Linked DNA regions of Mus musculus: region 2 is linked to region 1. Evidence: chromatin loops called from intact Hi-C (ENCODE). Cell type or tissue: heart. All regions are shown on one strand. Each heading gives the region's core, and the rest is flanking DNA. Links, peaks and the distances in the headings are about the cores only.

Region 1 (12,808 bases), core at 2,239-10,238:
TTTTATGGTTGGGGTCACCACAATGTGAGGAAATTAAAGGGTTACAGCTTGAGGAAGGTTGAGAACCACTGTCATAATCAATGCTGACCTTGAACTCAAGGTATCTTGAATATTTGGGATTAAAGTCATGCTCCACCACACTCAACCCATTATATTTTTTCATGAAGAAATTTGTTATTGTTGATGTTCTTGTAAAAGGAATGTTTTTATATGATACTCATCGTTCGTGGCTAGTATAGAAAAATGTGGTCATCTCTTGCATATTGTTTTCATGTAGAGGGCCAAGTCTCTGAATGAAAAGGATTACAACATTCTCTCTAGTCTGTTCTTCATTCACTCATTCTTGCCTTAACTTATGGTATAGATTCTCTAATAAGATATTACATAGAAATGTTGAAAGTGCATTGTTCCTGTTGTTTAGGGAAAAGCACACACATTTTCACTGTATAGTGTGATAGTAACTAGTTTAGCCCCATACTTTTCCATAGATACTTAATCAAATTGAAGAATTTCCATTCTATACCTAGTTTAAGTTTTTTTATAATTAACATGTGTGAATGTGCACACTCATGTTACAGTGCAGATATGGAGGTTTAGAAGACACCTTTGTAGAACAATTTCTTTCCTTCCGCCTTTACGTGGCTTCCAGGGAGAAGGAACCTTTCACAGGTGTGGCAAACACTTTTATTTGGTGACTCCCTCCTCTTTTTCCTCTTCCTCCTCCTCCTCTTTTTAAAAGATTTATTCGTTTATTTTATGTATATGAGTATACTGTAGCTGTAGAGATGGTTGTGAGTCATCATGTGGTTGCTGGGAATTGAACTCAGGGCCTCTGCTCTCTCCGGCCCAAAGATTTATTTATTATTATATCTAAGTACACTGTAGCTGTCTTTAGACACTCCAGAAGAGGGCGTCAGATCTCATTATGCATGGTTTTGAGCCACCATGTGGTTGCTGGGACTTGAAGTCAGGACCTTTGGAAAAACAGTCAGTGTGCTCTTGACCACTGAGCCATCTCACCAGCCCTCGCTGACTTTTCTTGATGTTCTTATTTAAAGTTTTTAATGACAATGGGTGTGTGTGATTTTTCCCAGAGGTGTTTTTTTTTTTTTAAACCTTCATCCAGTGAAATGATCATCTGTTTTAAAGTTTTTATTGTTAGTGTCGTTTATTAACTGACTTTTGGATATTAAAACAAAGGCCAGCCTGGGCTACATGAGACCCATTCTCCAACAACAACAGTCTCTAAAATACATTAAAATTTTTTACCTTGTGACTGTGTGCATGCCTCAGATTTCAGCACCTGTGAAGCAGGGGCAGCCTGAGTCCAAGGCCAGCCTAGTTTCTGTGTGTTCCAGACCAGCTAAGGCTACACAGAGAAACCTTGTCTTAAAAAGAGAAAAAATTTTCTTTCACCTTGTGGGTTTTTTCCTTTGATGCCTATGTTAGAAGTGTGTTGATTACTAATAATTGAGGGTTTAAAAATAATTTAATTCCATGTTCTTTCTTTTTCTAAAAATCATTTTATGCCTGTAAGTATGTTTGTTTGTGTGGGGGTGTGGATCCCTGGAACTAAACTTGGAGACAGTTGTGAGCTGCCATGGTGCTAGGGATTGAATCAAGATTCTCTGGAAGAGCAACCAGTGCTCTTAACTGCTGAGCCATCTCTCCAGCCCCTCCCGTATTTCTGACTGTTGTGAGCTACTTACTTTGTAATACTCAGATGGCACACTTTTTATGATTGTGTGTGTTTATGTTGTATATGTGTAGGTCAGAGATTGATGACCAGTGTCTTCCTTAATAGCTCTCTGCCATCTTTTTTTTTCTTTTTCTTTTTTTTTTAGATAGAGTCTTTTACTGAACAGGGAATTCACTAATTTGGGTAGACTGGCTGTCCAGCAATCTCCAGAGATTCTTCTTTCTCCATTTCTGGATTACAGGTGTTCATTATTGTACCTAGTTTTTTATGTGGGTGCTGGGGATCCGAACTCTAGTCCTTAATGCTCACAGAAATGACTGGCACTTTCTGTTTTGTATCTTAAACTAGGTTTGTGGTCCAGCGTATGGTACATCCTGGAGAATGTTCCTGTGTATTCACTGAGAATGCATATTAAGTATGGTAGCACACCTGTAGTCCCAGCACTTAGGAAACTGAAGCAAGAGATCACCCTGAACTGTGTAAGGAGTTCTCAGCTAGCCTTATTCAGTAGTGAGAGTCTCTTGTAAAATTTATTTATATATTTTTTAGTGGAATAGTCTTTGGGTGGAATATTCTGTCAGTTATAATTATGGTAATTAGTAAGGTCAGCCAACTCCTATATTCTTAATTTTTTTTTTGTCTTACTTTGACATTCATTGCAGTCTTTTTCATTGTTTTACCCCTTTCTTGTATGTTGGGGTTCTGTTAGACAAATAAACATTCGTCATAGGTGTCATTATTAAATATGATTAGTATAGAATATAATTAGTAATATTTCTTGTATTATATTGTTTGTCTTCAGTAACTATTCTGACATTATAATTACGATTTGCATGCCTTAAATTTTTGTCCCATTTCTTTTAACCTGCTTATGTCTTTGAATCAAAGAAATATTTCATAAACAACACATAGTTGTAGAAAAACTGAACCAGTTTAGCATTCTCTATCCTTGGAATGGAGTTCACTAATGTTTAGCACAATTGTTAATAGTGTGGATTTATTCCATTTTCCCAAGTTTTGCATTTATCTTATTTTTTATTTTCCTTTCAATAAGTTTGAAATATTGTTTAGTGTACCTTTCAAACGGATTTTTTATTGTATTTTAATAATGGTTTTTCTAGAAATAACAATATGTATTTTATTATAGCAATCTGTTTCAGAATAATACTAAATTCTGTTAAATTATACAACTTCCCTCCAATATAGCTGTTTTTATACTATTGTCATACATATATATTATAGTTACGCATATTATAAGCCTAATAACCATACAGTGTTATAGTCATTTCTTTATGTAATTTAATGTCTTTAAATAAAATGGCACACTCTACTACTGTACCTAGGCCTATTTATTTTTATGGTTGGTTTCTTGCATCTGTGTAGCTTTGTATTCAAACAAGAACTAGCTTGATGTGTTCAAACTGACCCATGGATAGACCTGTGCATGTGCATGGCAAGGATGCATTTAAACACAGTCTATTTCAAGTCTGTCTTGGCTTTATGACCTGTGCCTGCTCTGGTCTTTGGTCTACATGTTTGTAGTTTTTGTTCTATCTAGGTTTGGGGACAGTTTATCAAATCCCTATGGTTCTCTTTAATTTCTAGGCCTTTGTAAAATTCCTAGTTGGTTCTTTCCTTGCCCTAAAGAGGCCCCTAATCTGAGACTTTGGGAATTATTGACCATCTCTGCTTGTCACAGAGATCTCCACTTTAATTGACAATGCATCCAAAAACAGATTTTCTTCAAATAATGCTGAAAGTGTTTTCACTGTTACAGTCTGAACTCCTTCACTGATCTATCTGTCAGTGTAAAGCAACCCAATGGGAGAATACCGTGGAGTCAGGTTATTCTTATTCATACCAGTTGTTTTCATGATTGAACAATCAGACCGTGTGGTAAGCCCTTGGTTGGGTTCCAGAACACTGAAATGACTGGGTTTTTGGGCTGTGCTTGTGTAAAGGATTTGTAGCTTTATTCCTGTATGTTGGAAGTAGGAAAGCTGGGTGGCTATGACTGAAATTCTTCTCTTCTCTGCAGGATAAAACTTATTTTGTACTAACTTTATATTACTCACAATTCTTTGAACAATGTTAGATACTTATTAGTCACTTCAAATATGTTTTGAGTTAGTTTCTTGATTTTTCTCAACTATCAATTGTTTTTTTGTGTTTCTTGCATTTGTTTCTTTTGTAATTTTTTAAAAATTAAAATATAGTCACATCATCTTCCTTCTTTTTTTCCTCTTCTTCCCTTCCAGTCCTGCCTGTGTAACCTCCCTCTCCTCACTCCATCTCAAAATCATGGTCCTTTTTCTTTGTTGCTTTTACATATGTTTCTTGGATTTTTAAATAAATGTAACATGTTATCCTATTTTTATCTGAATATGTTTTCACTGCATAATTATTTTGACATGTATGCACTTATTATTCCTGAGTGATATTCCATTATATAAATAATACAATTTGTTTGTCTATTCACCTCATGATGGATTTGTGTTGAACTCTCAAAGATGTTCTGAATAGTTGTGTAAATTTTTTTATAGGGATGCATTCTTTCATTTCTTAAGTGTGAATACCTATAAATGTATGGGCAGGATTATATAGTAAGAATAGGGTATATGTTCATGTATGCACATGCACATGTGTGTGTGTTCATTTGTGCATGTATGTGAATATGTGGTGAGACAAGAGATCAGCTTCTGGTGTTATCCCTTAAGGAGCCATTCCCCTTGTCTTTAGAGACAGTTTTTCTTGTTGGTCTAGTGTTCATATATGATTATATTTTGGTGTTATGGGTAAAACATCTCTATGTTCATTTTGAGACTGTATTTGTGTGAGTTCAAGTTATATATCAAAAAAAGGTAAAAGAATAAATAGTGATTATTAGAGAGAATCAGCAGATAGCAAAACATCAAATCGGTCACTCACAGTATCCCACAGAGATGGCTGGAGTAGTCTAACTGACAGGTCAAACAAAAGGTAACAGCGTTAAATTGGGGACCTATTCTCATATACTGGAAATTGACAGGGAAGCCTTATTAAGGCAGTCATTTGGAGGTCATGGTTGAGGTCATGGGCAGGGCAAACCTTTCCCTTTGCCAAGGCTTCCAAACACAAATAGCAAGTATCAGATATATAACACATCAAAGTGGGTACTTATAAACAAACATCCAGCAGAAATCAACTGGGGAAGTGGAGGAAATCCTGTTTTTGTTTGTTTGTTTGGTTTGGTTTTTTGTTTTTGTTCTCTCTATGGGTCAGCTTCCCATGGCTGAACTTTGAGCTTTCTGTTCCCCACTGCAATATCAAAACAAAACAAACAAACAAACAAACAAACAAAAATTGCTAAGTGTAACGTATTTTATTTGTTTGGCAGAGAGGCGGGCATCATTATGAAAAGAATGATTCAGATCAATAGATGAGGGCTGGCACGATGGCTTAGCAGGTACAAGTGTTGGACATCTATGCCTGGAACTCACATGAAAAGTTGGATATGGTGTGCATCTGTAATCCCAGCACTCAATCCTGTGGGAAATGAAGGGTGCAAATGAGAACTGCCCAGACACTTAGAGACTAGATAGATAGCCTAGAGTACACAGCGCAAAAGCAGAAACCTTGTCACAAAGTGGAAGGCAGGAACAAACTACTGTCTCTAGCACACACCCCCTATACTTAAGTATATAGTAAATACCTTCAAAAATCAGCAGATGAAGATGAGTCAGCAGTAGTGATACTTAGTTGCAAATAGTTGTTGAGGATAAGTTATGTATTACAAAAAGAGAGAACTGATTTTAAAAAGAAAACAGCTAGAAAATGTGAAACTAGTGAGTTGATTTGAGGAGCAAATTTCTTTTTTTAATCCATTCTAGGTTCATGACTGAGATCTTCCCTTCATACCAAAAGGGACCATAACAAATCAAGAACCTACAAATTTGCTCCCTCCCCACTTTATTGTTCTAGGGGATTGAGCCTAGAGCTTCATATGTGGTAGGCAAGAAGTGTATGTACCACTAAGCTGTATCCCCAATTTTATGTGATGTGGAACCTTGAGAAATGAAGAGCGAAATTAAACAGGGAAACCATGTGTTTATATAGTTATGCAGAAGTGTGGTTGAGGGACAAGGGACAATGTATATTCTAATGGCAGGAAACCAAGAGGGATTTAGCAAGCTTAGTTAGCCCAGGGTCTTCTTGATGCCTCTGTCCTCATTCTCCCATCTAGGTATAGGCAGGATCCCTGTTGAATGAAGGTCTTAAAACAATGGTTGGAATACCCAAGCTCATAGAGACATTTCTCTTTCAAACCACAATCCGGGACAGTATGTGGGAAAATTGGTGTGGGAGGGGTTTATAAACTTCTTGGCTTCTGCTGTTTCATAGTGTCAAAGTACAGTATTGCAAGTAGTGAGTTACTGAGTCCTGTCATTAAGCTTCCATTGTAGATGGACCATATGAATTGAGCTGGAGTTATGTACTAAAGGAGACATTTAGGACCTTCGGTGTGTACTTGTGACTCAAACAAGCAGTAAATGAGCGATGAGAGGGGCAGCTGAACTTTTCTTATGGGGCTGGGACTGATGACGAGGTCCTTGGCATGGTGAGGGAAGGTGAGGGAAAACACAAAAGAGAGTGAGATAGATGGGTCAGAGAAATGGGAGCCAATTGTGACATTCAGCTGCAGAGAGAAGGAAAAAATTTAAAAGATTGACAAAATATGTGCATGCCAAAATTAAATAAGTTTTTGCCTCCTAGTACTTAGCATTTTTATTTTTAGTTTTTGTTTTTAAGACAAGGTCTCATTATGCAGACCAAGCTGGCTTAGAACTTAGGTCTGCTTGCCCCTGCTTCTGGAGTATTGGGATTAAAGGTGTTATGCCACCATGCCCAGCCTATTAGTATATCTTAAAATAGTAAATACTGCATGAAAGGCCATGTAAATTACCCTCTTATTGGTTCAGTCAAGATTGAAATGCTTTCATATTTTAAAGACATGTTTTTAATTGGCAAGAAAAGAGTAATGATATTTTATTTTTATAATTTATAAGTCATATGTTACTGTTTTCATGTAAAGAAATTACTAGTGTTAGAAATTTTGGCCTGAATTATAAAAGTGATTTTTTTGCATCATTTAAATAATTTAATTCTGCTAATACTGTTGTCTAGTACAGTGTTTGCATTTATAGTGTTATAAAGTACTATGTTTACCTTGTATTAAGATTTCTTTAGCGTTTTTGCCTTTCGAGTTTTCAAATGAATTGTATATGGCCAAACCATCTCAGTCCTATGGTCTTGGTATTATTGCTTATTTTCTAAACCATCCTTCTATTTCTGTTGTAAAATTTGTATAATTTGAAAAGTTTTACCACAAGGTGTCATTGTAACCTATAAAAAGAATTTCCTTGTAAACACGTGTAACATCAGTTGTATAGTTTTTATATTTCTTTGTTTTAAAAATACTTTTGTTTCATATCTATTTACTAATTTTTAGATTTTAAGGTATGTATATGTGTGGGTTTTTGTTTTTTGTAGGAAAAGGAAAAGTAAAGTAGCTCATGGTCTTGGGTTGTTAAGAGTTTTGCACAAACATATGCTTTCCACCCACAAGTTTCTGTATCATCAGACTCCAGATCTGGGGAGTGTGTTGCTATAGAGATAGTTTGTTTGAAGGAAAGAATAAGGAGGAACCGCAGAACAGCAGCAGGTGGACATTTAAGGAACAAAATCCACATTTTCAAGTCTTTGTTCCTGACTAGAGCCAGCTTTAGAGTTTACCCTTCTTGCTAGGAAATTCTTTTGGAAGAAAGTGGATTCTGAGTATTTTACTGTGGTGGTATTTACAGTTAACCAAAATACTTTTGCAAAACTTATTATGCTTGATTTTTTTTTTTACTCAGTCATTTTTTTAGTATTTTGTGTGTGTGTGTGTGTGTGTGTGTGTGTGTGTGTGCATGTGGTATGCATGCATGTGCATATGTTTATGCACATCTATCTGGAGGTTAGAGACTGACATCAGGTGTCTTCTATCTTATATTTTGAAGTGGAGTCTCCAACTTGGAGCTCATTGATTGACTGGGCTGACTGGCCAGCAAACCCCAGGAATCCCCCTGTCTCTGCCTTGCCAGGTCTGAGATTACTGGCAAATGCTACCACTCCCAGCTTTTTATGTGAAGGCAGGCTGTCTGGACTCAGGTTCTCATGTTTCTGTGGCAAGCACTTTACTAACTATGCCATCTCTTATAGGCTTAAATTTTTTAATGACCTACTCTTAATGATGGGTCTTAAATGCTTTAACCTCCCTTCTAGCCCAGCACCCACCAGAGATAGTGGAAAAGAAAGGTTATTAGGATACTGGGGAAGTGGACCTGTTTAGAAATTGTTCTTTGGAGCAAATTCCTTCTGCTTTGTCAGGTAATCAGCAGATCAGTTTACAGGTCAGCAGTGGCATGACTCAGCAGAGACAGCCAGGCCCCAGCTGAATTGTCATGAGTCAGCAGGAGGGACCAGGACCACCAGGGATGGTGGCCAGGAGAAGTTCTTTACCACCCCTCTCTCAAGGAAGCAAAGATGTGAGACCAGGAAGTGTTGCGAAGCTAGCTGTGCAAGCAAGCCAAGCCCCAGTCACTGTCTGTTGAGTCTTATTTATACTCCCGCCAAACATCATGTGTCCTCCATGATTCTTAGCAAAATGCCTTGTGAGTCTGTGTCAGCTGACATTACTCTGCCAATTGGCCCAAGTCTGTGGAAGTGACAAGAAGCCGTAGGAACCTCGAGAGAAGTTTTTTGGTGTGTTTCTCTCTATGGAGTCCTGACAAGAGGAGCTCAGCAATGCATGTAAGGTGGACCAATGCATGTGTGTCCTCAGCGAAGACTCCTTTATCACATATCCTTTCATCTGGGTCTGCTTCAGCAAAACACTGTGATACAACCGACTTTCCAAAGAACCCTTAAGTTTCCACTCTAATCTCTTAACATTAAAATGAGATTCTATTATAGTTGAAGAAAAGGCTACCAATTTCTGTTAGCTCCTTTTCCTCTGTCTCCATATTCAAGACTATTTTCTGAACCACTTGTTGCTTTTATCACAGGTCAGGCCCTCATCATTTTTCTGTACATTTGTGTGCTTTCTCTTTTATTCCTTCTGGTTCCTTAATTTGGAAAGACTTCCACATGTGGAAATATCTTTATTACTTTTTTCTGGAGTACAAATCTAAACCTACCCTGGGTTCCCTCACTTATCTACAGCTTAAAAGCTTCTACGGACTCTCTAATAATCAACAATAAACTGTGATTCACTGCACATAATCCTTAAGGCTTTGCCCTACTGTCCAGGCACCGCCACACTGATGTTCGTCTCTTAAGTTCTGTGTTTTGTACCTTTTTTTGTTTTTGGTTTTTTTTTTTGCATCTCTACCTTGGTTTTAGTTTTGAATTATTTTGGGGAGGTGTCTCTGATAAGTGGTTCTTCCCTCTCTGCCCTCATACTACTTACAAATATGTTTATTATTCTAAGGCTTTCTGAATTAATGTTTTGAAAAGTCAACATATGCAAATGGCCAAGTTTTAACAGTACAAAGATGATTTGATGGTATATTTTTTTTTCATCTTGGTTAGTCTGCAGTTGCTGTTAATGTGTTGTGATGGTTTGAGTGAGAATTCCCCCCCCCCCCCCCCCGACCCTCATATGTTTAAATACATGGTCCCCAGTTGGTGGACTGTTTGGGGAAGGTTAGGAGGTATGGTCTTGTTGTAGAGATATGTCACTGGGGCTTGGACTCTGAGGTTTGAAAAGATATGTCACTGGAGCTGGGACTCTGAGGTTTGAAAAGCCCTCACTATTCCCATTTAGTTTTCTTTGCCTCCTACTTTTGGGTAAGGCTGTAAGCTCACAACTACTTTTTCAGTTTTGTGCCTGCCTGTCTGCTGCCATACTCACTGCCATGATTGTCATGGACTCACCCTCTGCAATTGTAAGCCCCAATAAACTCTTTCATGAGTTGCCTTCATCATGGGGCAATAAAGAAACCATGATATGTACATTTGTTAGCTTCCTGTCTTGATCTAAACAAACAAACAAACAAACAAACCAGAGATAATTAATTTTCAAAGAAAAAAGCTTTATTTTGGGTCATAGTTTGGAGTTTCTAGGCAACAGTTGGTTGGGCAGATCTATTTGGACCTTTGTCCAGTGGCAGTGATGGGTAGTGGGTGATATAGTAAATGTTGTGTCTAAGAAGCCAAGGAGAGAAGGACCTGGAAGTGTATAACCCTCCTTAGCAGCATGCCTCTGATGACCTAAGGACTTCCATAAGAATGTGAAGGAACAGTAGGCAGCCTTTGTGTTCCAGCCATGTGGCATGGGACTGAGCTAAGGACTTTGTACCTCTCAGTACTTCTGCCCTGGAAGGTCCTTTAACACAATTGCTTTTTGGGGACATTTGACATCTAAACTGTAGCTAACATGTTTGTTTCACTGACCACTATCATTTCTTTGAGGATTAGGTGTTCTTTTATTTTTATCTTACTCAACAAAATGTCTGGCATAAAATAGGCACTAAAAATTAATCTGTAGTCTGTGGCTGTGGGCCAGCTCTTCCTGGCTGAAGGTAGATGTATCCCTCAAACTCTTATTATACGTAGACTAGTCAGTACATGTGCTTAGTCATTAATTAAGTACTGCTTGATTACTGTGGTTTTTTTTAAAAAAGTAAACAGTTTCTTTGTTCTGGTTCACCTTTCTATTGAAGTTGACTTTTACCTCATTTATGGCTATACATTTTTAAAAATAGTTTTTGACAATTCTAAAAGATGTTTATGTCAATTTCCGTACAAATATAAATTTTTCATTTTAAAGTTTTCAAACTATGTTGTATAGCTGAGAAAAAATTACATTAGGATTTACTTAAAGAATGTATTTCAGGATACATTAGATCATTGAGTAACATTTTGTGTATTAGCCCTGTGGTGCGAACAGAACAGACTGTAATACACACATCAAAAGTGCTGCTGGCTCATAATTTCCCATGTTATACGTCACAGAGCCTATATACTGAAAAACTTTGAAATGAATTTGAAGTATGATTTTGTTAAGAGTCATCTTTGCATTTTGAATCACAATGATAGATTTATAATTTACTACAAATAAGCTTTTGAAGTTGGCTGGTTACAGTATCTTACCAGAAATTTACCAGTTAAGTCGTCATGCAGTAGAAAGTATGATTGTAAGAAAATAATAATGTAATTCAGTGTTTGGTGGTTGATTGCTAACCACTCAAATACATATCTTCTTCCTTTCCTCTTTCCCTGACTTCCCCTGTTTTTCTCTAAATCATAATTATTGAGCTTGGCATGTTGCCAGGGCTCTGAAGGGTCTGCTCCCAGCTGCACTTCAGGTTCTGGCAAAGTGTCAAAATGTGACATTTATTCTCTTTACAAATCATGGGATGGCTAGCCAACTGCCTGTAGAGTGCCTAGTGCAGAGTTGTCTTTGGGTTTGGAGTAAATTTCGAATTTCTGTTTGTAAGTGAAGCAAATGCCTGATGAGTGTTATCACTAGACTTTTTAATATTTTGAAAAACAACAAAAACAGCATTCACTTTGGGGGAATGAAATATTTAAAGTATTGTTTTGAAATGCTCAAAGGCATAGAGCATGTGCTTTTTAATGAAATGTATTTGGAAGCTTTCCATAAGCATCAGCAGCTGTGCTTTTTGAATGTCTTGAATTGCCACACTTTTGGGCAGACATTGTACTATTCATTGCTTTAAAAAGTTGAATGCCTGTGTAGGAGAAGATGTAATATGTAGGTCTGTAGATATGGGGTCAGTCAAAAGTGGTCATAAGGGTGCGTGTGTGCACTTATATCGTTGTTAGAGTTGTAAAGAAGGGACAAGGAAATGTTTGGTTAAAAGTTGGTGTTCGTAGAACTAATTGCCTTTCAGAGACATTCTGTAGACACTAAATTACTAAGATGCCTTATTTTTTTCTTGTTATGGCTTAAATTATATGCTTATTTTAAAAGGATCTTTTAAAAAATTTTATGTGTACGAATGTTGCCTGCATGTATACAGTGTGGTGCCTGCAGAGGCCAGAAGAGGGCATTGGGTTTCCTGGAGCTGGAGTTGGAAATGATTGTTAGCCATCATGTGAGTGCTGGAAGCTGAATCTGGGTCTTTTGTAAAAACAACTTGCAGTGTGTTATCTTAACTGCTGGACCCTCTCTCCAACTTCTGAATTATGTACTTTAAAAATTTGCATTATGGATATATTTAGTTGGTAAACTTTTTATTATAGATTCCTATGCATGCACGTGTGTCTGTTTTGAGTGTCTAATAAATGGACAGGTATCTGAGTCACTGGTTGAAATTAAAGCTATATGACTAATCAATTTAAAATTATAGTACAGGTTTTGAGAATAACAGCCAGGGCTATATAGAGAAACCCTGTCTCGAAAAACCAAAAAAAAAAAAAAAAAAAAAGAATAGAAAGTTGGTGTTTTAGTGATCTGTGTTAGAACACAGTTCATGAATAAAGCTGTGTGAGGAGATTCTGAAAGCTTGTGGGAAAACTCCAAGTAAACAAGAAAAAAGTCTTGTAACCTCTGTTCCTCGATAACATGGGCTCCTCCCAGGTGTGATAAGGAGGAGTGGGGTTACCCACCATCTTCTCCAGGATTCAGAATGATGCTTCCAACATGAGTTGTTCTTGTGATCGTGTACAGCCTAAACTCATGTGACCTGGCCCATGTGACTGTATACAGCTTGTATACACTGACGTGAACTTTGCTGCTAATGACTTTGTCTAACCCTCAGAATATAAATTGTTAGATGCCTTGACTAAAAATGGCTATTGCATGAGACTTTAGTAGGCTTTACTCTCCCAGGTTCATGAAGTCAACTAGAGTGGTAACAACTTGTACTTGTTATGCAAATTATTCTATTAAAAATACTCCAGATGTTACTCCTTTTTGGTTTTAGAGACCAGACCTACGAAATGAAATTGTTGCCAGAACCCTAGGCGAGAATCTTTTCTTTGCCTCTTTCAGCTTTTATGGCTCCAGACATTCCTTGTTATATGACTAACTTTGTTTCATCTGCAGCCTGAAACTCCCTT
Region 2 (12,808 bases), core at 2,611-10,610, 120 kb after region 1:
CACATATAAAAAATCTGCTAAAAAAAGTGATTTCTAATTTCATCCTAAAAAAAAAAAAAAAAAAAAAAAAAGAAAAGAAAAGAAAAGAAAAGAAAAGAAAAACCAACTTGGAAAGATTCCACAGCAAATGAGCGCGGATTGGTGATTATCCTTTTTATTAGCAGAACCAGGGAGTCTCAGGAGTGATGGTCCAGGTGACAGAAAAGGTTAAGAGGTCCGGGTATTGATTACACCAAAGAGGTCACTGTTTAATATGCAGCATTAATTATGGCAACGTTCATCTCCCCCCTCCACTTTCAACATCTGCAGTGAGATGTTTCTGAGTCCTCATTAAAATACCAAGATCCCCACCCTGCACTGTTATTCCTGCATTAATTACATTCCCAAGCTTTTGCTTGCATTGTGTCAGTTACAGGTCTCCCAGTGCCGCAAAACCTCAAAATTTAACTAATGGGGGAAGGAAGTCTTTGTGTATGTGTGAAAACATAGAACCAGGGAATGTTTTAAAAAAATAATCTAAGAGCAGTTTCAGCTTTACTTTGTCTATGAACAGATACAGAGATCTAAAATAACCCTCCAGGTTTTACCTGCTATAGATGCTGGGGTAGGGGTTGATTCAGAGAGAGCAAGAGGATTTGGTAAACAGCAAAACATGGTTCAGATTCCTGGGCACCGTTATCAGTGAGTTGGGGGACTTGGGGACAGTGTGAAATGCATCTTTGTTAATGTTTGGGGGTCTGGCTTAATGAGGGAGTGCAAAAGGCTCAACTTGTGGGTCTGGAAAGAAAGGAAAACAATTCTAACTCCGTAGACGTTCATTGTGGTGTCCAGATTTTAGGTCCAGTTAATTTGGGTCTATGATGTTTTCATTTGCAAGTTTTTTATAATAAAGTTCATAAGAGAAAATTTGAAAAGAAGTGAAAACAGGGAATCCGAAGAGTGGGGATCCTTATGATGGCCTGAAGTGCATATGGGAACTGGGGTGGAGGGCTGGGCCAGTGGGAGAGAGAGCTTGCCTAGCTTGCATGAGACTCTGAATTCCATTCTCTATATAGAAATAAAACGTGTATAACCACACCTGCTTTCTAATACGGAGGTCAAGGAGACAGCTGCCAGAGGTGCTTCAGAGCTAAAGAATAATGGTAGTAATGACTTATCCAGTTGATCGCCACTGTAACATTAGGTCAGTGTACTTTCACCTGGACACAGAGACTCGGTCCACACTGCCCAGCGGGACTGACTGCATGCAGTGTTTCAGAAGGAAGACCCTACCCATGAAAGGCATCATGTGGGCTCCTGGCTTTAATCCCAGCCCACCACTAGCCAACTGAATCACTTCTCTGGGTCTCCACTTCTCCCTTGCAACATGTAAATGATGGTAACTGACTTCTGATAGTACCCGATGGTGAATAGACATCATCCTTAGGATCTGGATTGGTTGACCTGTGCTTCTGGCATATGGCTCACAGACCCTCACAAGGTCAGGAGATATCTGAAACTCTGGGCAGATTCTCTGAGCCATGCATTCTTTGCTGACTGTGTCCCCACAGTAAATTTCTTAGAGCCCATGTGTCTCAGTATGGGGGCACAGCAGTTTCAAGGACACTGTTAAGGCCTTTGCCTTCATCACTTACCCAAAGGTCCCTCCCCCACCCCCTGCCAAGCACTTTCACATTGGCATCTAGGATTTCAACATAGGCAGCATGAAAGGAAAGACCTTGCTCTGGGATACTGCATAGAGTTCTAGGCCTCCTGGTCACATGGTGCTCTGTAAATGTCCTGAGTACTTTTTGGCTAGCCAGGATTCTACATACATATGGCCATTTTGACTTATTGTCACGGAAGCTTCAGGAGGCAGCAATTTCAGTGAAACCCAATAGGGCTTTCCCAAGGCAGAGAACGAGGTGCCATCAGTGAGAAAGTGGTGCTCATCATACATTGAACGTGACAAGGAACAGATTCTTAAACTACTCTGTCTTTAGGAACTTGGGTGTTCACAAGCCACCCAGCCTATGGCCTTTTGCTATATATAACACCCAAGACAATATTTGTCCCCCTGCAATCTCATTTATGATATGATAGTCACTTTAGTGCAGACCTAGCCAAATGATTTAAACTCAGAAATTAGTAGAATCTGCACTTTAGAGGTTGACCAGTAGTCTCAGTGTGCGCCAAATAAGTCCTTGCTCTACAATGGATTTACACTTGTCTACTCTCTAAGAAACTCTGTGTTCTGAGCAATTCAGCCATGAGCAAGGGGTTCAAAATGCCTCTCCACTTGTGAACAAAAACCAGAAAACACCAGGTAAAGGAAAATGCAGGGGTACCAGATGAGTAGGACAGCTGCAGGCTAGACCGTTTAGAGGAGACCGATGTGGCAAACTCTCATACTCAAGCCCTCTTTTTCACCTCCCTTCTTTACAGACATTAGGTCCTCTTGGTATAGATGCCAAATGCATTTCAAGACATGCCGTTTTCAATGGGGGAGGGCTGTTCAACTCAAACTTAACATGAGGAGCTTGCTAAACACATACTCTACCAATGAGCTACACCCCCAGCCCTATGACATACTTCTTTGATTCTTTTAACCCCCAGGCAAGGGTGGTTATATTGCTGTTCCAGTGCCCACTTCAGAGTGTAGAAACAGAGACACAGAGGGGTTAATTGCTCCAGGGACAGAGTTTCTAAGTCTGGAGATGACGTCTACTTTGCATACCCACTGTGCTGATGTCAGGGCTCACTGAGCTAAATTGTCCCCTCCTAAGCTCCAACCCATCTTCCCAGGGCTCTGATGATCTCCCAGGACTCCTCCTAGCCTCCAGGAATCTTTTCTTACACCAGCTATTAGCAGGGTCCTTAACTAGAGCCTAAGCATATCCTGGGATAGTTAGGAAGTGCATTTGAGAGGAAATTCTGTTCCTGTGGCCAGGTTGCTGATTCCTTTACTTGTGGCTCTTCATGTAGAGAGTGATGCTGTCAAAGGCGTCCAAAATAAATATGAATGGGAAACACCTTTTAATCAGAGCCTCAGCCATCCTGGCTCATGAAATAGTTTTATTGGCATTTACAAAATAACATTCGGTTGCTACCTAAAGGGCACCATTGTCTTTAACAATAACACCTCTTTATAGGCAATAAATGTTCTTAAAAACATAACCAAAAGGAAGAAATACCTTAACTGCATGTAAACTAATGTAAATCTGCCACTGCCTCCACAGCTAGATAGGGTGGAAAAGAGGTAAAAAGGCATTTTACAGAGTCCACAGGGAATTCTGAGAGTAAATCCAGACGCAAATTGATTTGTGTTCATTTTTCACGGCGGCAGTGCTTATTGCTCTGACAGCAGTTTCCTAGAGTGTGAGTGGAGGGCCCCCTCAGGACTGGCCCAAGTCTTAATACTCCCCATCCAGAGCAGAGACACCCACCTGAGCCTCTCTTCTATGCTAGGGAGCAGTCAGTGTCCTCTTTGCCTCAGAGTGTGGGCATGACAGGGTCGATCTTTGGCCAATGTCCCATGGCATCCAGAGTGGATGTATCACCTGTGCAGCCCCTCCCCTGCCAAGGCCCACAGAGCCAAGCTCTTCTGGGTGCTCATTAGTGTTGGGGATTGTTTAAAACATGTTCTCAGGCTACCCACAACAGGTATGGGAGACACATCTATCAGCTCGGAACACACACACTCAGAGAATCCCTTGCAGGCATGCCAGCAGAATGGAAGGCTAACTGGACCGTTCAGTCTGGGCCAATGCTCTAGGATCTATAGCTCCTTTTCTGACCACCACAAAAGGCTGGTTCTTTGAAGCACATTCTTTTCCTCTATTGCCCCTTACTTCCTTGGCACAAAATACCAGCAAAGCTGAGGTAGCATTTGTGGTTGGTGTCTACCTAACCAACAGCCATGCAGCAACCAGGGTAGAGGAATGCTCCTGGTGGTAGCTCCCTGTCCTCCTCCATTAGGGAACAGTCATGTGACTAACCTCTGGACAAGGATAGAGAAAGGAAAGAGTTTTTATCCCAACAACCAAAAAGGGGTCAGGGTAGGGGAGAAAGTTATGGCAGTCATCTTATAAGTACAAAGCTACGGCCAAGAGGAGAACAGATATGGTGACCGTAGGTTCTGTTGAAGATGGCTGAGCATGTGGCTGTTCCTTAGGCATGGACACCACTCGCCTCCAGTCTGCTCTGAGACGCACCTCTGCTCTTGGTGTTTCAGGTCCCATTGGTCCTATTTTCTTTAACTTGGAGCTGAATTACCAAAACCAGTGCCCCTTACTTTGCCAATTTTTAATGGCAGCTAAATTCATTTACAGACACGTACGTTTATTGTGGATCCATTAGTGTAGGGCATTGTAAGTGATACCATTCATTTGCCCCAGTGTAAATCCAGATGGGAAGCACTGGTAAACTAAGCTAAGTAGGAGACAAACACAAGTTCTAAGACTAGGTACTGTGAGTATGATGGTTAATCTTGACGGTCAGTAGATGAACTAAGAGAGACACATTTTGGCATACCTACCTAGGAGGATTTTTTTTTCATCTGTTTATTTGAAGTGGATGGCTTACCCCGAATGTGGGTAGCACCAGATAAAGAAGGTCTGAGGAAAACCTTTGCTTTTTGCTCCACTGTCTTCATGTCTTATTGGTAAGCTCATCTACCCTGCTGCCACCACCACTATCCACTTTGCTGACAGAACTCAGTTTCTTCTACCTTCCAATGCACAGTGAAGACCAATGGCTTTCCACGACTCCCCTGGGCATTTGGCAGCAGGTGGGGACTGCTGGGGCATCCAGCCTCATGGGCTGGGCAGCTTACTGGAGAGATAAGCCTTTCCAGTGTGAGGGCAGCTGCTGTTGGATTACCCAGACTAAGTCACGTAAGCTATTTAATTAACCTTCTCTTGCTATACCTTCATTCTGTCGGTTCTGTTCATCTAGACCAGTGGTTCTCAACCTTCCTAATGCTGAGACCCTTTAGTATAGTCATGGTGACTCCCAACCACGAAATTATTCAGTTGTGGATTCATAACTGTAATTTTGCTTCTCCTATGAATCATAATGTAAATATCTGATACTCAGAATATCTGATATGCCATCCCAAAGGAGTCATAACCCTCCGGTTAAGATCTCTGTTCCAGAGAGCCCCGGCTAATAAATAATACGGCCAAGTGGAAACAGACGGGGTGATTGGAAGGTTCTAGCTTTGAGGAGGGCATTGACAGGAAGAGAGCTTTGGGAAGGCTTCATGGAGGAGGTAGCATTTGAATAGGTCTGGAGAGGAGGTGGTGAGGGAGGCCTCTGGACAGGAAAACCCTCAGCTACCAGACTGAGCAGATTGGCGAGCAGCAGGCTTCAATCTTAAGTCAGGAGACCAGGCCAAGAAGTGGAGAAAAAGAATTCCACCTCCTTAGAATGAGAGAGCGCGGAGCCCTCCTGGTCCACCTCTGCCTTCCCCCCAAACCACCACCTGCTGCGGAGGGAGAAGCCCTGTGCTATTTTTAGAGGACAGAGTGATGAGGACAGAGCTTGGAGTTTCTAATAATAATAACAATAGCCGGTACTTATCGAACGCTTACCACATCCCAGCAATGAATCTGCTAATTTCATCGAATCCTCACAACTCTGTGAGGTGAGGGACTATTCTTAGCTTCCTTTAACAGATGGAGCCGGGGAGATACACCGAGGTCTGGAAGCTTGTCCCAGATTACAGCTTCTGGAAGGGTCACACTTGACTATGTCCAGACTCCCACTGAAATGCCAGGAGGCTAGGAATGGTGTTCTCCTTGCGGAGTTCTCCATCAGTAGACGATGGGTGGGCACACACCAGGTACTAGAGGGGGCTTGACCTTCTGACTCTGGCTTAGTACCAAACTGTGCTCTGTGCATCTTCTGGAAGCACACGTTGATCAGCATTACTGTGTATAGCTTCCGGAGCCTCTGGGCACTGCCCTGTCCCCGCTGCTGGGTGTGGCCACGTGACCGCATTCTGGCCAATGACTTTAAATGGATGTGTTATGTGGCAACCCCTGGGAAAGGTTCTTGCAAGACAGCTGCTGACCATCTGTCCTTTCTTGTGTAGTCCTGCTGAGGTCCTGCTGTGGCAATTGGAAAGAGGCTGAGGAAGCAGACAGCTCATTCCAAGAAGTTACCTGCAGGCATCCCAGAGCAGGGCTGCCCATTCCGGCCCTTCACACTGGGGAGAAATCCATCTTTCTGCTGCTTGGACTTGGGCATCTGGACCTCTGTTCTACACAGCTGTACTGCTTCCTAATAGCTATATACAGAAGGAAGCCATCAGGCAGGCAAGGCCATCTGGAGACTCACAGTGCATAGGAGAGGACTGGATGAAAATGGCTGTTTTTTTCCCAGCATACCCCAAGGCAGCGGCTTTTAGACAGTTGTTCAGGTTTACCACTGTCAACTCCTGCCCTGCCTATCAGGGTATTCTCTGCCATTTGGTTGTCCGTGCCCAAACACAGGAAGCATGTGTAACCTGGTACAGAGCTAACACAACACATGGGAATTTCAGATGTGTTTATCATGATGACAGAGCTAGCTAACCTGGTTCCCCTACCTCACCTATCATCAATAAAAAAACAACTAGAAGGACCACAGGAGAGACCTCCCTTTAGTGTACCTTAAAGGTGATAAGAAAAACACTGTCACAAAGAATGACCACTTCCTCTGTGCCAGGAAAGGCAGTAGGTGTGTTACACACATAATTTTCTGACTTTAGCACAAGTCAGAAAGGTTACCTACAAAAACCTACAAGGTTAGGCTTTTATCACCAACTATTCATAGATGAATAAATAGGCTGATGGGTGGTGACCTGCCCAAAGTCACACAGTAATGGACCAAGACCAATTTCATACCTAGGACTCTCAGAGCCTAAATCCCATGTCTTTGACCCTAGCCCCACAGCACATGGGTGAATAACTACACATTCTTACTTGGCTAGTGGTTCTCTCCAGCTTGAGGTATAGAGGAAACAAAAAACTGAGGCTTCTTGGGATAAACTGAATATGGGGAGAACCCTGTCCCAGGGGAGGTCTATAATGTCACCTGCTTAGCTTCTCTGACATATCTGTGGCTAACAAGGGCTGGATGCAGCCACATCCTTGCTGACATACCCTATAATTCCTATAAAGGAATTTTTTTTTTTTTTTACAAACCAGCAACTTTGTCATAAATGGTCTTTGAGCAATAATTGTTCTCATTCAATAAAAGCTATAAAATATATTTCTAATTTCATTTCAGGGCCAAATGAAAGTCAAGAGGAAAGTCTCTTTCATGTACCAAACTCAGAAAGGCTGCAGCTTGCTCAGTATAGCCAGCGGTCCAAGCGGTTTCAACAGTTGTCCCCTCAGCCCTGCACAAGCCTTCCCTGCCTTCAACTGTCTCCCTAACCCATGCTCACCCGCCTCCTACCATGTCCAGCCCCCTCTCCTGTCGCATCAAGGATAGACAACAGCTCCCAGCTAGGGAGTCTGCTCCTCTCACAGAATTACAGTGGGCAGAGAAGTGTGGAAGAAAGCCTTTGTCCTCTGAACAAGACAAGGTGAGAAAGGCATTGGCCCCACTTTGTTTCTGTGACCAGTTTCTCTATACTTAGCATGTTTGCACGTCCTAGAATGGAGAGAACAGAGCTAGCAAAGATTTGTGAACAGTGAGAACACTTTGCCAAGCACTTTCAGATTAGAGAGAAGATTCTAGATTCCTCCCCCACCCCCGCCTTCAAGTGTCAGTTTAAGAGCTGACAAATTATCTATTGAGGATCAGGCAGAAAATATTTAAGGCTTTGAGGTTTATATGGTCTTTGGTGCGACAAGTTAACACTTTCTGCCATTGTTAGTAAAGAGCCAGCCAGACATAATACAGAAATGAATACACGGAGTAGTGTTCCAATAAAGCTTTATTCATAAAAACAGTCCAGGGGTCTCATTTGTCCCCAGGCTGTTGACTGATGATTCCTGCTATATATATCACCAAATGGAAAATGACAACGGCAAAAAGACAAACCTTTGCAATACCACTCTCCCATTCAAATAGTCACGGGGGCCTGCCTCTGTTTACCTTCCGAGAGCAGATGAAATGGAACGTGTTCAGAGTGCTATGGCTGTAGTCAAAGCAACTGATTTGTAAAAGGTATAAATAATGAAAGAATAATTAATTTGAACCACAGAGATGAAAATTAAATACTTTTGTACTGAGATAACTAAATTATTTCTCTAATTCCAAGACGATAGGCGTGAAGAGAAAGACCACGAAGAGGAACGGCACTGAAAGCGCTCATTTAAAGTTAATTTTTCATTTTCCACAGCTTGCCATCGACCAGGGAATGACTTACCTAACACGATTATGAAAAATGGTTTCACTCTTTGATCAGGAAGCTAACTATGAAGCTAGTAATGGTTTCAGTATTATCTCAAGTCATAATGGAAATGATTTGCACTATGGTAGAAAGAAAAAAAAAAGAGCTTAAGAATTGTTAATTAACTTCACTGTTTCTCCACAAATGCTAGGAGTATTAAAAACAAGATTGCTGAAGTGCAAACATCAGGACTTAATGAACAATGGGATGTAATTGAAGTAACAGAGAACGGCTTAATCGGGACAGTGGGTTGTTTAATTACGGGGATAATGGATCTTCTGCAAGGACAAGCTAAATGGAACCAAAGGGGTTTGAGAGAGGTAAGGAGAACACACAGAAATTCCTGCTAGGGCTAGCCAGTGTTGTGTTAGAGATAGAATGTTGCCCTAAACATGCCTGTCCCCAAACGGCAGCCACCGGGGAGCAGGGTGACTTGGTAGCGACCGGCATAAACCTTCCATGAATCACAACAGACGCATTAGCATTTCTGCAGGCATGTCCCTGGGCTTTGTCAAGAATTTCTAATAATCTTAAAGACTTTCGTACAGATATGAGAACGAGTGTAATAATGTGTTTGTCGGAACTCTGTTTCCCAGGGTGCCAAGATGCTATCTCTCCGATGCAGCAGATTGGCAAGCTCATTTCCTGGGTTTAAGAGTTCAAAAAACCATTTCTCGCTTAACTTTGATTACAAGTCAAACTTCTCCTGCTAATTCAGCACGCCTGTTACGAGTTATTGGTTTTTCTCATCTCCTCTTGAAACTGAGGCAAATGTCCCTTCTCCCATGTGGTATACTTTCCTGGAACTGAAATCCTCCAAGATGCAGGCCCTCTGCTCTGCAAACATGTTCCTGACATACAGGAGGGTGGGCCAGGGCCAGGCACTCCCCAGAAACACTATTTAGCAAGCTCTCAGTTTTGCTGTGGAGAAAACAGAGGATCAATAGGTTTTGCTCCCGCTTTTGACTGTCAACTCTGAACTCTTGAATGGTGTATGCATGGGTGTCACACATGTGAGGGTATGGTGTGTATGAAGGTCAGAGGTTAGTGGTCAGTCTTCTCTTCTGTTTTTCTTTCAATCAGGATCTCATGTAATCTAGACTAGCCTGGAACTTGCCACGCAGCTGTAGGTGACTCTGAACTTAAATTACATTTATGTATTAATTTAAGTGTGCATGAGGAGAGCAGAGGCTGATTTTCAGGGACAGGCCCTGTCCTTCTACCATGTGGCTCCCAAGGACTGAACTCAGGTTGGCAGCAAGCACCTTTACCAGCCTAGCTATCCTGCCAGCATGAAGTCTTTCTGGATCAAGTGTCCACCTTATTTTTGGAAATAGTGTCCTTTACTGAACCCGGGGCTAGAGGAAAGTTTCCATCCCTAGCACCGGGATTACAGGTGTGCCACCATGACTAATTTCAACATGGGTACTGGAGATTTGAACTCAGGTCATCGTGCCTGTATAGCAAGCATTTTCCCTTTAGGGCCATCTCCTCACACATTAAAGGAAGTCTAGGGTGTCGTATGAAGATTGACACAATCTCCCCTTAAGCATCAGAGAGTGAATAGAGATTGGCACCATTCGACTTGCCAGATGCCGGTCTGGGGCACCTGGTACTGGAGCCAGGGTGGTTATGAAGGGCTTTGTGAAGGCAACTCAGGCATTATCCTCTCAAGATGGGCTGAAGGACATCTGACTTTCCAGAGCGATTTGGTAGTATAAGGGTTTTAAATACAAGAAACTGGCAGTGCATCTCTATGTTCTAGAAAACACCCTACACCTCAGAGAGAAAACATTCTAACCTAGGAGGTGTGAAACCTAACTCAGAGTTTGTTGTGTGAGGCGCTGTTTCTGAGCATGCATCCCAACGGGCTTTTTCTCCAATGGGGCCCGCCATGGCACCACATTCTTCTATTTCAAGTTGCTCCTGTGACTCTTGTAGAGCTTTCTAATGTCCCTTGTTAGAACAGGGACACACACACACTCTCCAGTATGTTCACAACACCTTAGTCTTCAATGACATAAACCACCTCAGGCAAATGTAGCAAGGCTTTGCAAACCACCAGGAGTGTAGCCTGGGAGGGTGGGGGGAAGGGAAGTGGAGAAAAGGGAGGGGGGAGGAAGGGAAGAAGGGGGAAACTTAGAAACAGGGTGGTTCAGGTTGGGAGAACTTATATGAAAGGAAATGAAAATGCTTAAATTTTTCATATTGACCCTCGGTAACATTTTTTTTTTTTTTGGTCACACAAGCTTAGACTGACTGGATCATGTGCCTTCTCTCTAGCTTCTAGTTTAATCAGCCACCATGAAAGAGAGGTTGGAGCAGGTCCAACAAAAGACAGTTTAAAAAAAAAATCATTCTTAAAGGCAAAGGCCTTAGGAGCTAGGGCCCACCTCTCTGCCAGCCTCCACTCTATCCACCGCAGATGAATCAGAGGAGAACAGTGCAGAGATTTAATTTTCCATTGCATTTCCCCCAGAGGCTATAACAGGGGAAAAAATTCAAGAGTCGACACGAATTTCTTCAACATCAAGTAACATTTTGACGATGAGTTGAGTCCTAACAAATCAGAAACACATGGTCCTAATTGACTGTGAAATAAATAACGCTTCCAAATGAAAGGGAGAGAAAGTCCTCAGACAGAAAGCGCTGGAACGCCGTAACCTCAAAAGTTGTTTCGGGCAGCTGACTTCTCCCTCCCCTTCCCCCCAGCCCACCTCCTTTCTTCTCTTCCTGGTCTGATGCAATGTGTTTCATGAAAAGAAATCTTGCTGGATTCCCCAAACCTACGTTTACTTAGGAACCTTTATCCCTAAGACCCCTGTGAGGGCTGCCTTCTCTTGTTAGACCCAAACACTGGCCTCACCCGAAGCTGGGTGATTTGTATAGGGAAGGGACTGACTGACTTCACAGTTCTAGAAAGCCAGAGGCACGGTGCTGACACTGCTGGGGGCCACGTACTGCTTTGGGCTTGGTGGATGAGCAGCAGGAAAGACCATAAGGAGAGAAAGGAGACAGTAGAGAAGAAACTGAGGATCCCCACGTGACTATGTTCCTCTGTATGTGGGCATGCATGTCTGTGTGTATATGCGTGTGATGGTTTGTATATTTTCGGACCAGGGAGTGGCACTATCTGGAGGTGTGGCCTGGTTGGAATAGGTGTGTCACTGTGGGTGTGGGCTTAAGACTCTCATCCTAGTTGCCTGGAAGTCAGTCTTCCACTAGCAGCCTTTGGATGAAGACATAGAACTCTCAGCTCTGCCTACACCATGCCTGCCTGGATGCTGCCATGATCCTACCTTGATGATAATGGACTGAACCTCTGAACCTGTAAGCCAGCCCCAATTAAATGTTGTTGTTTTTTTTATAAGACTTGCCTTGGTCATGGTGTCTGTTCACAGCAGTAAAACCCTAACTAAGACAATGTGCATGCACAGATGCATGCGTGTGCCTGTGTGCTGGATACTCTTTTAATCTTTATCACATCCCCAAGAGATGGGCCGTCATGATTATCATCTTTATCGTCAGGGAGACTGAGAAGGCATAGCAAGTGAAGAGACTCGAGCAGTGTCACACAGCTAGCCAGTGGGAGAGGCAAGGTTCAAACCTGCCTGGCTCCAGAACCCAGGTTCCTAACCCCCATGCCAACAGTTCTCAAGTAGTGCCTGAGGAGAATATTAACCATGCACATCCTAAGGCTGGAGGGCTCAGTGGTTAAGGGCATGCATTGTTCTCGAAGAGGACCCAAATTCAGTTCCTAGCACTCTTGTTGGGTTACATACAACCATCTTTGGAGTAATATGATACCTCTGTTCTCAAATATATACTTACATTCGTGTGCATACACACACACACACATACAAGTAATTAAAAATAAATAAATCTGGGCTGGAGAAATGGCTCAGTGGTTAAGAGCACTGGCTTCTCTTGTAGAGGACCTAAGTTCAGTTCTCAGCACCCGCATGGCAACTCATACATACAGGCAGATACTTATATACATCAAATAAAAATAAATAAATGTTGTAAAGAGTAAATTGAAAGAAATGCAAACCCTAAGTCATACCCCAGACTTGCATCTAGGGTCACCTAACAATGGGTGTTTAACACTGTCCGGGCCACAGTGCCACCATGCTAAAGCCTGAGAACACTGCCCTACCCCACAGGTGCTGACAGTTATCCACAGGAACCATGCTCTGCTGAGCACACAGCCATGGGGATGCTACACACAGATGAAAGAAACTGGAAACAGCTGATCTCCTGGCTCCTCCTCACCCACAGCCATGACATAACCATAATACGGTCCATAGCACAGTGGTGCCTTCTTCAATTAGGGAGTGAATTCTTCTAGAATGATACCACAGGACTCACCACCCAGAGCAAAGCCACAGGAGCCTGAGCTCTCCAGTGAGCAATTCCTGAATCCCACTGGAATCTACTTCT

Evidence for each region. Hi-C counts contacts between places; a loop is a spot of excess contacts. Peaks named below come from ENCODE experiments on the same cell type or tissue, not always from the same donor. Only the 100,000 strongest peaks of a DNase experiment are listed, where the experiment ranks them.
Region 2: it touches region 1 in a loop (2.0-fold over the local background); 3 of 42 quality-filtered maps call a loop at or near these places.

The regions. Positions count from the first base shown.
Region 1 is chr10:94,698,728-94,711,535 of GRCm38, forward strand. All of the region lies in intron 1 of Cep83 (centrosomal protein 83), which reads left to right. Among named protein-coding and RNA genes, the nearest start is that of Cep83, 16 kb to the left of the region's middle. In heart, for the core only: a CTCF peak has its summit at 7,067 (motif pointing right); no DNase peak of the experiment used is centred there; H3K27ac peaks cover 477 bases.
Region 2 is chr10:94,813,535-94,826,342 of GRCm38, forward strand. All of the region lies in intron 21 of Plxnc1 (plexin C1), which reads right to left. Among named protein-coding and RNA genes, the nearest start is that of Plxnc1, 120 kb to the right of the region's middle. In heart, for the core only: no CTCF peak of the experiment used is centred there; a DNase peak (open chromatin) is centred at 6,017; H3K4me3 peaks cover 765 bases.